3 separate regions of the Homo sapiens genome follow, and all the other regions are linked to region 1. Evidence: chromatin contacts called from ENCODE Hi-C data. All regions are on one chromosome and are shown on one strand. The core of a region is the stretch at or near the end of the contact, and the rest is flanking DNA. Distances in the headings are between cores, read along the strand shown.

The links. A loop is a pair of places that touch in the nucleus more often than their neighbours do. Pooled maps may share reads with other maps.
Region 2: a loop to region 1 is called in a map of B cell, with 15 times the contacts of the local background. The contact joins the promoter of GALNT2 here to the promoter of LBR in region 1. A Hi-C loop is called at or near these places in 3 of 168 maps with a recorded cell type or tissue (B cell, CD8-positive, alpha-beta T cell and naive thymus-derived CD4-positive, alpha-beta T cell) and 8 of 50 pooled maps.
Region 3: a loop to region 1 is called in a map with no recorded cell type, with 11 times the contacts of the local background. The contact joins the promoter of H2AC25 here to the promoter of LBR in region 1. A Hi-C loop is called at or near these places in 2 of 37 single-sample maps with no recorded cell type and 8 of 50 pooled maps.

What each region holds. Positions count from the first base shown.
Region 1 is chr1:225,425,494-225,430,633 of GRCh38, forward strand. It overlaps LBR (lamin B receptor), which reads right to left and starts at 2,545. Exons shown (of 14, transcript NM_002296.4): 1 at 2,461-2,545. RefSeq lists enhancers at 955-1,627, 1,628-2,299 and a silencer at 2,132-2,961.
Region 2 is chr1:230,064,586-230,069,725 of GRCh38, forward strand. It overlaps GALNT2 (polypeptide N-acetylgalactosaminyltransferase 2), which reads left to right and starts at 2,653. Exons shown (of 16, transcript NM_004481.5): 1 at 2,653-2,821. The coding sequence starts at 2,696. RefSeq lists enhancers at 1,869-2,028, 4,383-4,462 and silencers at 2,159-2,968, 3,409-3,468.
Region 3 is chr1:228,453,983-228,459,122 of GRCh38, forward strand. It overlaps H2AC25 (H2A clustered histone 25), which reads right to left and starts at 3,891. Exons shown (of 1, transcript NM_033445.3): 1 at 3,382-3,891. The coding sequence starts at 3,835. The coding sequence ends at 3,443. It overlaps H2BC26 (H2B clustered histone 26), which reads left to right and starts at 4,121. Exons shown (of 1, transcript NM_175055.3): 1 at 4,121-4,576. The coding sequence starts at 4,148. The coding sequence ends at 4,528. RefSeq lists enhancers at 4,014-4,600, 4,601-5,140.

The DNA of each region.
Region 1 (5,140 bases), core at 1,295-3,794:
CCCACAAGTTTTCGGGATGAAGTCAGGCCTGGCTGAGTCACCCGAGGGGCACTTAGGGAGCAGGGGGGCAGTGAACACCTCTGCATGAGCAGGGGCATAAAAACGGAAGGTGACAACATCCAGCTTTGCCTATTTCAACATTTAGCTCAGAGCCTCCAAGTACAAAGAAAGAGGAAGGAAATGTACCCTCCTTCTCTCTTCTCTTGAGCCCCCTCCTCCTCCCTAGGCCCCCCAAAATCAAACCACTCTTACTAGTACTAGCTCTCCTACACTGGTCAGCCAGAGTTAAAAGAAGGCAATTATGTCTTCCTACAGGAAGATGCTCAAGTTGCAAAAAACTCTTTATAAACTTTTGAAACACAAGCCCTTCAGGACGCAGGGGCTACTTGAGGTTTTAAAAGACCCTTGAACAGTTTCTGCGTGTTCTTAAAAACTTATTTACTGGCATCTTTCCATTGCACTTACACACCACATACACAGTATCTGTGTAATATAAACGCAGGCCAGTGCCAAAAAGATTCTTATCAATTATTCTGGGTTAAACAAGTTAACACATATGGTGGATACCTGTTAGGTCTCTAAAGCTTACTTTTTAAAAGAAGAATTAAGATTTGCTTGAAAAACAAACAAAATGAACCGGCATTCTTCTTAGAAGACCATTATCTTATACACAAATGTTCCAAAAGATGAAGCCAACAACATGATGTGCACCCCCACTTTACACAAGATCCACACACAATTGTCAAACGTGAGGATACAGTGCAATCACATCCTAATATATTCCCCCACAGGAGTGAAATAGCCAGGATGGCACACAAAAGCCCCACATTTGTTCGTGTCACTCACTATGCACTCACCTACAGGAGTCAAGATACACACAGGATTTTCTTACAAGAGATGTTTTAGGCAAGTGTGTTTGTAAAGAAAAATTTTGTTCACTGCACCCAATGTCCTCATTCGCCATAAACAGGAAAAACACGGAGACCCTCAGGTTTTTCTCTATTAAGCCAGATGCCCGCTAACTTCAGAGTCAACTGGCACTGCAATCCTCACACATTCCAGCTCCGGTATGTTACTGTTTGTGAACACAACAATTCTCTGCTCATTAACATTACAGGGGTCTCCAGCCATCTTTCCTTCACTTCTCCAAATTCATCTAAACGTGGCATAGAGCAAGACGCTCGAATGACGTTGGACAGCTTCCTTTTCACACCTGAGCCCCGGTAGCCCCACTAGGCAAAATGCAAACAGGAACCCCGGGCCTTGCTCCGCGCCCTTTGCTTCATGAAGCAACAGAAAGGCCACCTTCCTGGCTGTAAAGGCAGAAGCGCCTTCTTCCCCATAAACATCCTTGGGCAGCTCATCATTCCCCTCCTGCTCGTTCTTCTCCCTCTTCCCAGGCAGCCTGAGAAACAAAACTTAAACTGGACTTGTTGCCTAATCTAAATTAGGATCCCTCTGCTCTTCTCCGTAGCTCCATCTTCTCCCACACACCAGTTACTACAATGCGTAACTACAGATCTACACGTGTTTACGTGCAAGGTCCCCGGGGGCCTGTTCACCCTGGCACTGCCCAGGCGCCGCGCCTCGCGCTGCAGGTGTCCACGCGCGGACCACGGTATCTACCGCGCCCTCGTGTGAACACCCGACCGGGCCCCGTAATCACTCTGGGAAAGCGCCTTCAACAAAGCCCTCCGAAAGCAAGTGCTTTACTAAGTGCCCCTTGAGGCTACTGGCAGTGCGAGGCTGGCTGTCATTAGAACATTTTTCTGAACCCTCAAAAAGGTGAAAAAGCAGGACCGTGCTTTAGCAGGAACACGCACACCCGCCTAAATACCCGATTTTTGAGACTGTCCGGGCGAAGGAATTCAACGCATAGGAGCGAGCAGCCATGCAGTGTGCCTGGAGAATCACCAAACCGCGACGACCACGACCCTCAAAGCCAGTGACAAGCAGCGCGAATCTAAGCCCACCTCGGCCGCAGACCCTTCCCCGTCCCGCCAGGCCGCCGCGCCCTGTCAGCCTCCTACTGCAGGACCGCGGGGCCGCCTGCTCATCTGTCAGACGGGCGCTCGGAGGGGCCGGGAGCCAGGCTGCGGTGGGGCAGGACAAAGGCGCCCACGAACCCTCCCTGCCGCCGCCGCTCCACAGCCGCGCCGCGCCGCCAACATGGAGGGAAACGTCCGCAGTTTAAAACCCCCAGCTCCATTTCCGCAGCGGGCCCGGCTCGGGCGAGCTCCAGCCTCGCCCGCCGCCGCCCCGACCACCCGACTGGGCCAGAAAAGGCGAGGAGGGGAGGAGACGAGGAGGCGAGGAGAGGAGGGGAAGGCCGCCGCGCCAGGCCCCGCGCCCAGGGTCCCCGGCCCGGCCGCTGCGCCGGCCTCGGGCTTCCTCCCCCAGCGGCCCCTCGAAGAACGCGCCGCGGGGAGCTGGGAGCAGGGCGGGGGTGGAAGCACTCACCTGCGCCAGGTTCCGGCGGTGACACGGACGGCTCCCGGAGAATAGTCGCACAGCAACCCGGCGGCAGATCCACGCGCGCGACGCTACCCGGCCGCGCTCTCGCGCCCCGCAGTCCCGCAAGCCGGGCGCGCGCCTCCCCGGCCCCGCCTCGCGGCGCTTCTCCCCTCCCCTCGCCTCCCCTCCCCACCGGCGAGGCCGCCCGGGGCTCCCATTGGCTCCTCGACCTTTTGAATCATCCCCGGCGCTGTCGATTGGTCGCGCGCCGTGGCGCGTCCGCCCCGCCCCACCCTGCCTGGGGGCGGGGAGGCCGGTGAGCGGGGGAAACCGAGTCTGGCGGGGCGGCCCGGAGCGCGACGTTTGCCACCGCCTTATCTCAGCCGCCCAGGCGCCCTCGCAGCACACGGAGCCCGCGCGCTCCCGCCCTTTCCCTCCCAGCGCTCGCAGCAGTGTTTGGGGTGCCAGGTGGCTTGGCGAACGAGATTTTTTTTTAAGCTACAAAGAAAACTAATACATTCTTGAAGTGATCACCAAAGATCCGAGCTCGAAAGCGTTTCTCGGTAAAACACTATGAGTGCCCTCCTTAGCGTGTTAAAATCCCACAGAAGCCCCTGGACCAAGCAGCGGCATCGAAGGCGAGCAGGGGCGCTTTTGTGTCCGCGGCCGCTGAACCTGCGTAGAAGCGAACCCGGACCGATGCTGGGACCGGCGGCGGGAGGGAGGGGGAAGAATGGCCGAGGGCTCCTACGACTTACGCTGCGAGGAGGGGCTCGGTTGTTACCCGAGATGCTGTCGAGATGCAGTAGAAAATCCCCAACACCGCGGAGCGTGGAACAAGAAGTTTTATGCGTTACACACCGAAACACAACTTGACCTGCAACCTACAAGCCTGGTTTTAATTGAACCCCAAAATGCTGAGTCATGTCATTGTTGACTCCGAATCTGTTACGGATCCTAAGCTTTTTTTTTTCTGCTAGTTTTCATTATCGGTTAGTTGATTTCCTTCCTTTGAGGTCGAGAGTTTAAAGCAGTCCATTGAAGTTCCCTATTTTGCAGTGTGGTTTTAATCAAAGTATTTCTTAACACCCTAACTAGGTATATTTAAGTGAATTGCTATTTTGGAAGCATTATTAAATTGTAATAATGAATAGAACTTTTCATCTATAGCCTAGCTTCAGCTTTCATTTTCTCATAGAACTACAAAACACCCAGGTTTACTTCTTAAAAAAAAAAAAGTGAAAATACATCGAGTTTTCTCAGTCATTCACATGCAGTGTGAATGAGTTCATCAGAGCCTTTCCTGAGAAGTTCTGACATCAAATTGTCATTGCCATCGAATTTGCCCTTGGTGGAGATCTGTGCAACAGAAATGCACATCGCACTCCAAAGTCAGAAAATCTTTTATTTTTGACAAACCCCCAAGTCTCAATTGTCTTAACCCTTGACATAAGATAATATTAGTCCTACCTCATAGAGTTTTGCAGTAAATTACACAGAAATAAAAGCGCTTATGGGGACCTAAGACAGATCCTATCCCAAATAGCCAAGCAGTGAGTGCTACACTATTCTTTTCTCATATGTTCTACCCAGAATCAAGATTTCACTGGATTTCCCTTGAGGTGCACATTTCCTGGATGATTTCCACTTGTGAAATAGAAGAAGATTCGTTTCAAAAAAAAAAAAAAAAACACCTGGCCAGGCGCCGTGGCTCACGCCTATAATCCCAGCACTTTGGGAAGCCGAGGCGGTTGGATCACCTGAGCAGGAGTTCGAGACCAACTTGGCCAACATGGTGAAACCCCATCTCTACTAAAAAAATACAAAAATTAGCTGGGCACGGTGGCGAGCACCTGTAGTCCCAGCTACTCGGGAGGCTGAAGCAGAAGAATCGCTTGAACCTGGGAGGTGAAGGTTGCAATGAGCTGAGATCATGCCACTGCCACTCAGCCTGGGCAAGAAGAGCGAAACTCTGTCTCAAAAAATAAATAAAATAAATTTTTAAAAATTTTAAGAACCTTATTTTAAAGATCAGGTTTATAAAGTCTCATCATAACAAAATGAAGCCAAAACTTTGTAAATTAACTAGAGTTAGCTTAGCTAACATTTTACCTAATAAATTACTAATGACATTTTTAAAACAAAACTGATTTGACATCAGGAAAACTAAGCAATAATTTTTGTTCATTTCTACTTCGTGGACTCAAACATACCATGAACAATCAGATCTATATGTAGGCTGCTTTCTCAACAAAGGAACTGTTTGGTATTTTTCTCTTCTTTTTTAAGTCTACTAAAGGCTGTGTAAACTTGGAAGTGGGGAATTTTCAGAAAGTTCTCAGAAAGATGCTTGTCACTCACAACTAGCAAGTTGTGGGTTTTCAGAATCTATAAAGTAAAAGTCACTTAAAAGTCCGCATCTTGGCACCATTGTTGTTAATGAGGCCATGAGTGGCAAAGCCCCTTTCCCCATTCACATAACAAAAGCAAAGCAAAACCCTTCAGTCCTGCCACTAAAGCCAACCAAAACACACATGCGGCCAGGAAGCTTTCATATATAAAATACAGGAACCCCCAGCGGAATGCATTCCAATGTGGCAGTTATTTGGCTCTGGTCTCCAGAGGATCTCGGTTCCCAGGATTGAAACATCTCTTTCAGGAAAGACGTGTAGGTAAAGTTTCACGT
Region 2 (5,140 bases), core at 1,403-3,902, 4.6 Mb after region 1:
TCTCAGCTCACTGCAACCTCTGCCTCCCGGGTTCAAATGATTCTTCCACCTCAGCCTCTCGAGTAGCTGCGATTACAGGCACCTGCCGGCTAAGTTTCATATTTTTTTTAGTGATGGGGTTTCACCACTTTGGCCAGGCTGGTCTTGAACTCCTGACCTCAGGTGATCCACCCACTCTGGCCTCCCAAAGTGCTGGGATTACAGGCATGAGCCACTATGCCCAGCCTGCCTGGCACTTTTGTTCCTTGTTAATGCTGCTCCACTGTTGCCTGGCTTTGCATGTTGCTGTTCAGAAGTCTGATGCCAGCATAAATTTTTATCTCTATAAGCAATTTGATCTTTTTTGCCTTTAAAATCTAATCGTTTTACTAAAATATATTTAGGAGTTGATAATTCCAGATCATTTCCCAAGGTACATGGAAGTCACTTTTGACATGTACATTTAAATTTTCCCTTATTCCTGGATTATTTTCTGGGGTTATAGTTTTAATATTAATTAGGTTTTATTGTTTAATGTTTGTACTTTAGGGACTCCACTTAACATGTATTTTGGTCTTCCTTTCCTGGCTTTTATTTTAACCTCTTCTCTCTGAACCTTTTTACTTCTATCTTTATATTATTTTCAATTTCTTGATTGTTTTCTTGCCATTCTTCAGTGTCCTTTTACATATTTTCATTTGAATATATTTTCCCTTGGACACCTTGTAATTATTCTTTGTTTCTGGGATAGTTTTTGTCATTACTTTCAATTTCCTTCTTGAATTTGCTCAACCCTTGTTGCATTTCTTCCTAATTTTTGTCTAGTCTGTCTTCAGTTCTTGAAATTTCTTATCCTAGATATGTGTGTGTGTGTGTATGTGTATACAAATACGTGACACTTTGTTCAGTTTGACATGTGGTATTACAATTTTCTTATGCTTCATGGTTTTTATTGTGGGGGTTTTCATCAGCGAAAATGTTATGATTTATTTTTTATCATCAGAAATGTGATTTCTGTTTTCTTTTTGCAGAATCTTTAAATGCAGTTGATTTGATGTTTTTCTGTTACTAGGCATTTTGAGGCAGGGTTCCCGGTTCAAGAGTGTTTTCTTTTATCTGTGTACTGAAATGCAGTTTTTAATAGATAATGTTGGTGTTTGGGGAGGGGACTGGCTGTCTTCTCTTTCATTTCTGCAGGATTTGTAATTTTCCCTTCTGACTTCCTTCTTTCCCTTCATTGTCAGGCCTCTGAAGGACATTATCTTCTTTTCGTATTTATCTGACTTTTTCCCAGAAACAAGGCTCCTTCAAGCCTCTCACCTCTTGTCCCATTTTCTTTCAAATCTCTTCCCTTGATCAATAAGGCACCTGACCTCTGTTCAGTTTTTAGTTCTTGGTGTTGGACTTTCTATTTATAAAGAGGTGACAACCCTGTACTTCACTTAAGTCCTTGGCAATAGTGGAGGGAGCTCAGTTGGAATTTGGTATCTTTTCTTTCTTCTACTTAAGTAATTTAATGTTCAGTTCATGGCATTCTCTCTAAGTAATGCTGAAGGCTTGTTTTTGTTTCGTTGAGGATATGGGTACGGACTTATATCAGGCAGCTGCCATTATCCTCTGACCGAGAAGCTCCTGAAAACATTTAATATATCAAGTTCTAAGTAAAATTTCTGTCTTTCTTAGGAACACTGGAAGCTTTGCGTGTTGCAAGGGCATCACCAAGGTTACATAGATTATGTTACAAGACAGATCGTTTTCTTGTATCGTTAAAGATGCTTAATGTGCTTTTTAAAGAACGCAACGAATGAGAAAGAAAAGATTTTAAACAATATATTATTGCTTTCCTTCTTCCTCATTTTGTGTTTATTGAAAAGAACAACTCTACCATTGATAGCTCTGTCACCCACAGAAAAATGTTCTTTTGAAAATTACCTTCTCAGTTCCTACCAACTCAAAACCTCCACATCTGCCTATATAGATAAATAAAATCGATACCAGCGGGTCAGGAATGTTTTGCTGCAAGATTAGTGAGAAAACTGCAGCAAGCAGCAGCAAAGTCGGGTTCAAGCGGGCGGTTTGCACCAAAAACTCAGGTCAGTTGGCCAATAAGAGCAAGCCCGTTAAGGGTCTGAGGTGGCCCCAAAGACCAAGGCTGAAGAGGTGACAGTCTGGGCAGGAAGCACCGAGGCCACTACCGCCCCCGTAATCGAGAGGCCCCGTGTGCGTGAGCAAGGCTCTTTGCCCACGTGTGCGCGCGCTCCAGTCGGGTCCCGGGGCAGCCACCTGTCACTCACGGGGGAGGGGGCGGCCGGCGGGGGGAGCACGCTGAGGGGCGGGCGGCCGGGGGCGGGGCGGCGCCCAGGCCCTCACGGCGGAGCCCGGCGTGCTGCAGCCATGGAGACGCGGCAGTCCCCTCCCGCGGCCCGCGCCCCGGCCCCCGCAGCCGCCGCCGATTGGTCGCCCTTTGCTCCCTGACCCCCCTCGCCGCCTCCGAGGCCGCTGCTTCCTGCTCTGGTGCCGCGCGGCGCCGCCGGCCCGGGGCGGAGCTCGGGCGCCGAGTGCGCGCCGCCGCCGAGCAGTAGCACCGCGCGGGAGGAGGAGCCGCCGCCGCGCCCTTCCCCTTCCTCCGCTCCTCCCCCGGCCCCCACCGCGCCCGCGGCCGGCCCAGGCAGCACTCGCGAGCAGCGGCGGCCCCGCCGGCGGCCGAGTTGGGAGAATGCGGCGGCGCTCGCGGATGCTGCTCTGCTTCGCCTTCCTGTGGGTGCTGGGCATCGCCTACTACATGTACTCGGGGGGCGGCTCTGCGCTGGCCGGGGGCGCGGGCGGCGGCGCCGGCAGGAAGGTGAGTGGAGCGCCCTGCCGCGGCCGGGCCCCTGCGCCCACCCCCCACCCTGCGCCCCTGTCCCCTGCCCTCTCCGCGCCGCCCCTGCGCTCCTCCGCCCGGACCTCCGCTCGCGTCGCCCGCCCTCGTCCCGGGCCTCCGCGCCGAGTGCCCAGGGCAGGGGTGCACCCGGCCCCTCTGCGCACGCCGGGCTCCGAAAGGGCGGCCCCCGCAGCCTTTCTCTGCCCCCTCTCGTGGACGTCGCCCCTCTCTCTGCTCGTCGTAATTCGAGTCTTGTCCGGCCGCCGGGAGCCCCATCCCCTGCGGTTGGAAGTTTAGGGATGGGGGTGTTGGGAAACACAAAGGGGGTGGGGAGGAGAGGAGAGAGAGGCGACCGCTTTTCCAACGCGTCATGTACAGCAGGAGAGAGGAGTCCAAGTTTCTTTTCAGCCCTTTGATACCAGCGGCTGCAAATCCTCGTCCCTTTCCCCCTGTCACTCCGCGGGGCGTGGGTTCCGTGTTTCTGCCACCTTCTTTGCCCTTTACCTTTGGGGGGCAGGGGCGGCCGCTCCCGTGCCAAGTAAAGCCCCAGGGCCCGTGCGAGCCAGGGGCCAGTGCGCCCCTGCGCCCCGAGCGAGGCCAGTCCCGGCCGTTCCCTTGCGGCCCCAGCGTTACCCTCTGCCCAACCCGGCCCCCGGCCCTCCCGCGCGAGCCGGACGTGGCCTCCTGCGCTTGCATTTTCCATCCCCACTCCCCGCTTCAGGGAGAATCCCTCTTCTGTGGCTGTGTTTTTAACATGCTCCAGGGGCCGAGTGATCTGGCTGTGGGGACCGTGTGAGCCGCTCTGCGGTTCCGCGTCCTCGTGCCGCCGCTCCGGACGGCCGGGCCCTGGGCATTCGGGAGGATGGTGAGCGCCGAGAGGAGCCGGGACAGCGCGGTCCTGCGGCCGAGCGCCGGCCGGGAGAGCAGGGCGTCGGGCTGTGTGCTGGAGCATGCCGGCAGGGGACGTTTGTAGTGTTTTACTGGCTCCTCGGCTTTGAAAGCAGCGTTATCTTTTCCGAATTCCTGTAACCCTCGTTACTGTGACATTTAGTGTCACCGCAAACCCAGAAAATTCTGAGTTAATGGAGATGGACTACGGGTGGTTGGGTTGGAACAAGAGAGTGGTATCCTGAAACAAGCCAGAGGGAACTAACTAGATGAACAGACTTCAGTTCTGAAGTCAGACCCCTAAATGTCCACGCCGGGGTTTGGCTGCTTCAGAGGTTTTTTCTTTGCTTCATTCATTCATTCATAGCCGAAGATGTTAGGTGGAATGGGTGCCTTATGTGGTTTCTGGTAAATTACGTGGATTTGTTTTATCTAGAAGGGCAGAAATAAAGCCCTCTTTCCACGTGCTGAATCGGCCTAGCTTCTGAGCTGACATTGTACTCTTAGCGTTGTTTTTGTAAAAAATGGTATAGGTAGTATATGTACGCGAAGACTTGGTTTATTCTTGAACAGCAAAGAGCATGCAGGCAGCAAAAGCCGTGCAGTCCATTCAGAGATATAATCGTGTAAAACTGGAATGATTTTTAAAACTTTGCTTCCCGGTAAACTGTGCCTTGGCCACTCTGCATAGCCTGGTGTGCTGGTGAGACCTGGCAAAGCTTTCTGCCTTTCATGCAAAGAAAACCAAACACATAAGCCACCCTTGGCGTTTCTCTTTCCTTAGTCTGCCACTTTCATTAGTACACGTGATTAGAAAGAGCAAGCGTGCTCGTTCGCCTCCCGGAGGCTGATTCCTCACTCTGGTGGGCTTCAGTTCCTGGATGGTGTGAGGGGTCTTCCATGCAGAAGTCTTCAGACACTCCTGAAGTGTGTGATTCTTAGTTTGTTTTTTTTTGTTTTGTTTTGTTTTGTTTTGTTTTTTTTAAAGAATTCCTGGTGGCAATATAGACAGGTACGGAGACCAGGTAGAAAAAGTGGGGGAAATGAACAATTAATTACACATGGATTGGTGATTTGGGATTCTATTCTTTCTGTCAACGAACCATAAAATTTAATGCTACCCCTTAGGATGCTTTAGTGATTTGTCGGTTGAGGAAGAGGTGTGTAAATGCAATAGCTTTTGAAATTGCAGTGGAAGACTCATTAACTTCGTGTGGTGGACCCAGGGTTAAAGAGAAGCCTTAAGATGGTTTCTGAAGGAGGTAAATAGAGCCCTGCTGTCACGAATGCCTGATGTATAGGAAAATCGTGTAGTCTTCTTTCTTCCCCAATTGTTTCCATGGATTTAGACACTAGAAGTGTCTCTAAATTTATTTCATTCTCATACCAAAAAAAAAATGTGGTTTGTTT
Region 3 (5,140 bases), core at 2,641-5,140, 3.0 Mb after region 1:
TAGGATGGGCCTCTCTCCTCTTGGGCATCTGGTCTACCCTCCTCATAGCCCTTCTGGGACCCCAGGCTTTCTTGCCTTTCCTTCTTGTTCTCCTGGTTACGGTGATGATTTGCTACACATTCGTGTATTAGGTTCAGATTTTTAAAAAAATCGAGCGGTGAAAATCACATGACACACAATGTACCATTTTAAAGTACACAATTCAGGTGCATTTAGTACATTCACAATGTTGTGCAGTTACCACCTTTGTCTAGTTCCAGACCATCCTCATCACCCCTAAAGGAAGACCTGTCCCCACTAGGCAGGCACTCCTCTCCTCCAGCCCCTGGCAGCCACCAGTCTGCCTTCAGTCCCTGTGGATTTGCCTGTTTTGGACATTTCGTATCAGTGGACTCAGACAATCTGTGGCCTTTGTATCTGGCTTATCTCACTGAGCATGCTGTCAAGGTTCACCCTGTAGTAGCATGTCAGTGCTTCATTCCTTTTGAATGACTGAATAATATTTCATTGTAATTGGATAGATCCCAATCTGCCTACCCATTCCTCAGTTGATGGACATTTGGGTTGTTTCTACCTTCTGTATTTCATGAAGAATGCTGCCATGAGCATTTGTGTACATGTTTGTGAATAAATGTGTATTTTCATTTCTCTTGGGTATGTATACCTAGGACTGGAATTGCACGGCCATACGGTGATATCTTCTTTATGCGAGAGTCTAATGAAGCTGGGTGCTTCATTACAGGCTCATGCCTGTAATCTCAGCACTTTGGGAGGCCAAGGCGGGCAGATCACTTGAGGTCAGGAGTTCGAGACCAGCCTGGCCAATGTGGGGAAACCCCGTCTCTACTAAAAATACAAAAATTAGCTGGGTGGCCGGGCGCGGTGGCTCACACCTGTAATCCCAGCACTTTGGAAGGCCAAGGTGGGTCGGTCACCTGAGGTCAGGAGTTGTTGACCAGTCTGACCAACAAGGTGGTGAAACCCTGTCTCTACTAAAAATACAAAAATTAGCCGGGCATAGTGGCAGTCGCCTGTAGTCCCAGCTACTCGGGAGGCTGAGACAGGAGAATTGCTTGAACCCTGGAGGCAGAGGTTGCAGTGAGCTGAGATGGCGCCACTGCACCGAGATCACGCCACTGCGCTCCAGCCTGGGCTACAATGCTAAATTCCATCTCAAAAAAAAAAAATAGCTCGGCATGGTGGCAGGCACCTGTAATCCCAGCTACTTGGGAGGCTGAGGCAGAAGAATCACTTGAACCCGGTAGGCAGAAGTTCCAGTGAGCCGAGATCACGCCACTGCACTCCAGCCTGGGACACAGGGCATGGCTTTGTCTTAAAAAAATAAAAAATAAGAAAAGAGTCTAATGAGTTTTCTCTTACCAAAGCAGGCAGCACTGGATAATTTACTACATTTCTGAATCAGATAACCCGATAAAGAACCAGATCTTAGACCAGAGCTGTCCAGTGCAACTTTCTGTGATGCTGGAAACATTCTGTATCTGTGCTAACATGGCATCCACTGGCTACATGTGGTTAGGGTGACTGAGGAACTACATCTTTGTATTAAATTTTAATTATCTGAAAATTAAATAGCTTGTGTGGCTCGTTACTGTCTGTGAAACACCATAGCCTCAGAGATAACAAATGCAGTGCTACCCCAAAGTAGCCCTCCCACCACGCTGCCTCCCCCTTCACCCCATTTGAGCACCTTTTACAAAATCTGGAAATCCATGGTGATAGTTGAAACACCTAAGTCCCCAGACCCTGCAAAAACCTTAAATACCACTAAAGGGTATTTGAAGAGATAGAGTGACCTACATAGATATAAATACATAAAGATAAATTTCAACTGAAAATGAAGGCTTTCACAAGAAAAATAATGAAAAGATCTCTGGAAGGCTACACCCTCTCCTGGCCAGTCCTTGCAGTTTTGTTTTACTGAAATGGTGCCCACTCGTGATACACACTGTGAATATTGTGCTGTTTAGATCCACACTGTTGGAGCAGCTGCTTACCAATTTTTGGTTCAAATAGTTTCATAGCACTGGGATATTTTCTAAAGACATGCAGATTTGTGGTTAGCTGGTGTCCAGGAAGCCCTGACTTGAGTAGACCCAATTTTAGTAGGGTAAATATAAATTATATAATATTCCTGAATAATTTTACTGGCCTGTATTTATTATTACAATAAATACTTAATAATTGCTAATTACCCTGATCTGATAATAAATGTATTCAAAGTATCACTATGTACCCCATATAATATGCAATTGTTAGGTGTCAATTAACTAAATACTAGCACTTTGGGGATTAAAGAAAAAATAAAAACAAAGTAGGAATTATCCATATTTTGAGAAATAGATTAATGAAAACTGTACAGATAACAACAGAAGAATAACACTTTCTGAGCTCTGATTTTGTGGCAAACATTTTTTAAGGGATTATCGTGGATTAAATCAATGAACCTCTCTCCTCCAGGATTTAGGGGCTATTAACACAGCCATTTCAGTTAATTTGCCTGGAGGTCTCCGACGCTCTTAAACCCTCCATTTTATAAGGAAAAATGTAGTTACAAACCGTTATTTTCCTAAAGTCCACATGTATCATCATTCATCTGGTTCTAACAATACTCATTTTAAATTTGCTTAACTCGCAAATTTAGTTTTCCTTTTCAAAAACAGTGTACAAATTATTTTGTTCTCCAATTTTAGCAATCAATTTAAGGGGATCTTTGATTAATGTTTGACCAACCCGAATTAAACAAACTAAATTCCTTTAAATAATTATCCTATTCCAAATTAAGTCTTCTTAAAAGGTTTATACCTTTCAGCATCTACTAATCTGGTTCCTTTTAAGTACTGAAACTTTCCTCATGACCTTTAGAATTCCCAGCCAAATAAATTAAATCTTAACACTGGTGGAGCTCACATTGTTAAAACTTAGCAATTTAAATAGAAATCCATAGACTTACTCTTCAGAATTAAAGTGCAAACTACTTAGAGATCATAAATACTTTTAATATCAGATAAATCATTAAGAAATTGCATTCTGTACTTGATGACCACACGGGAACCTTGCTAGAGTCAAGAGAACTTGTCACTAGTAATTATGAAGACACCTTTACGGTGAGCGTTATTAAAACCCTACTAGAGGTTTTGGGTGGGACTCAAGAGCAAGGGGTGGCCACCTGTGGACGAGGGTTCCCTGTTGTTAACAGAACACGTTGCCCACCTCGCAAGTATGCAGCCCAATCAGTCCCCAGGGTCTCGGTTCCCGTTGCGCCCTTCCCCATGGCCACTGCGCTCATTCATGAGCCTAGGGTGATCAGGCCTCCGGCCTATAAAGAACTGCAGGATCAGTGCGGCTCTTTTCTCGAGATAGTAGGTGGCTCTGAAAAGAGCCTTTATGTCCATCAAAGGGGCCCCGGGGGCGGCGGGCGGCCTCACTTGCCCTTGGCCTTGTGGTGGCTCTCCGTCTTCTTGGGCAGCAGTACGGCCTGGATGTTGGGCAGGACGCCACCCTGCGCGATGGTCACGCGGCCCAGCAGCTTGTTGAGCTCCTCGTCGTTGCGGATGGCCAGCTGCAGGTGGCGCGGGATGATGCGCGTCTTCTTGTTGTCGCGCGCCGCGTTGCCGGCAAGCTCCAGGATCTCGGCAGTCAAGTACTCGAGCACCGCGGCCAGATAGACCGGGGCGCCGGCGCCCACGCGCTCCGAATAGTTGCCCTTGCGGAGCAACCGGTGCACGCGGCCCACGGGGAACTGCAGCCCCGCGCGCGACGAGCGCGACTTAGCCTTGGCGCGCGCCTTGCCACCCTGCTTACCACGACCGGACATTTCCGAGTCAAGGAAAAAAGACAACGGCAACCGAAAAGCGAGACTAAAAACAAGAGGGCAGTGAAGGCCAGCGAGCCCTTATGTATGGTACAGAGGTAGGCTAGACCGCGGCGTTCGATTGGATGGCTATGGTAGCCAATCAGAAAAAGAACCTGGCACTCCTAATTTGCGTATTCCTTTCCCAGCGATGACGTAGAACAACGTTTGATCCAATCAGAAGTGAGCAAATCCTGAGCCTTCATTTGAATACAAAACGTACAAATAGAGTTACTCCGAGCGCCGCGCGTTTCTGTTTGGAGAGACTCAGCCATCATGCCAGACCCGTCCAAATCGGCTCCTGCGCCCAAGAAGGGTTCTAAAAAGGCTGTCACCAAGGCACAGAAGAAGGACGGCAAGAAGCGCAAGCGCGGCCGCAAGGAGAGCTATTCTATCTACGTGTACAAGGTGCTGAAGCAGGTGCACCCCGACACCGGCATCTCGTCCAAGGCCATGGGCATCATGAACTCCTTCGTCAATGACATCTTCGAGCGCATCGCCAGCGAGGCCTCCCGCCTGGCACACTACAACAAGCGCTCCACCATCACGTCCCGCGAAGTGCAGACGGCCGTTCGCCTGCTGCTGCCCGGCGAGCTGGCCAAGCACGCCGTGTCCGAGGGCACCAAGGCTGTCACCAAGTACACCAGCTCCAAGTGAGGCGTTCCTCGGCGTCCTGAACCCAAAGGCTCTTTTCAGAGCCACCCACACGATCAAGAAAGGGTTTCGAACACGGTGAAGGGTTATGTAACCTAATGTGTCTCCATGCACCCTAGCGGTTGCCGGGTGCGGCCGAATCTGAGCCGTGTGTGTGTGTGTGTGTGTGTGTGTGTGCGCGCGCGCGCCGGCACAGAACGAGAAAAACTGCTCGTTACAGAAATCGGGGTAGAAACTGCTCAGGTGATGTAGCTCAGTAATGTTGGGAGGCGATCAAGGACCCCCTCTCCATCCCCTCCCTCCGCGCAGAGCTATTAACTCACGACGAGATTTCTTTTTTTTTTCTTTCTTTCTTTTTTTTTTTTTTTTTTTCTAGAAGAAGTCTCGCTCTGTCTCTAGGCTGGCGTGCAGTGGCGCAATCTGGGCTCACTGCAACCTCCGCCTCCTGGGTTCAAGCGATTCTCCTGCCTCAGCCTTACGAGTAGCTGGGATTACAGGCACGCCCCACCACGCCTGGCTAATTTTTTGTATTTTTAGTAGAGACGGGGTTTCACCATGTTGGCCAGGATAGTCTCGATCTTCTGACCTGGTGATCCATCCGCCTCTGCCTCCCAA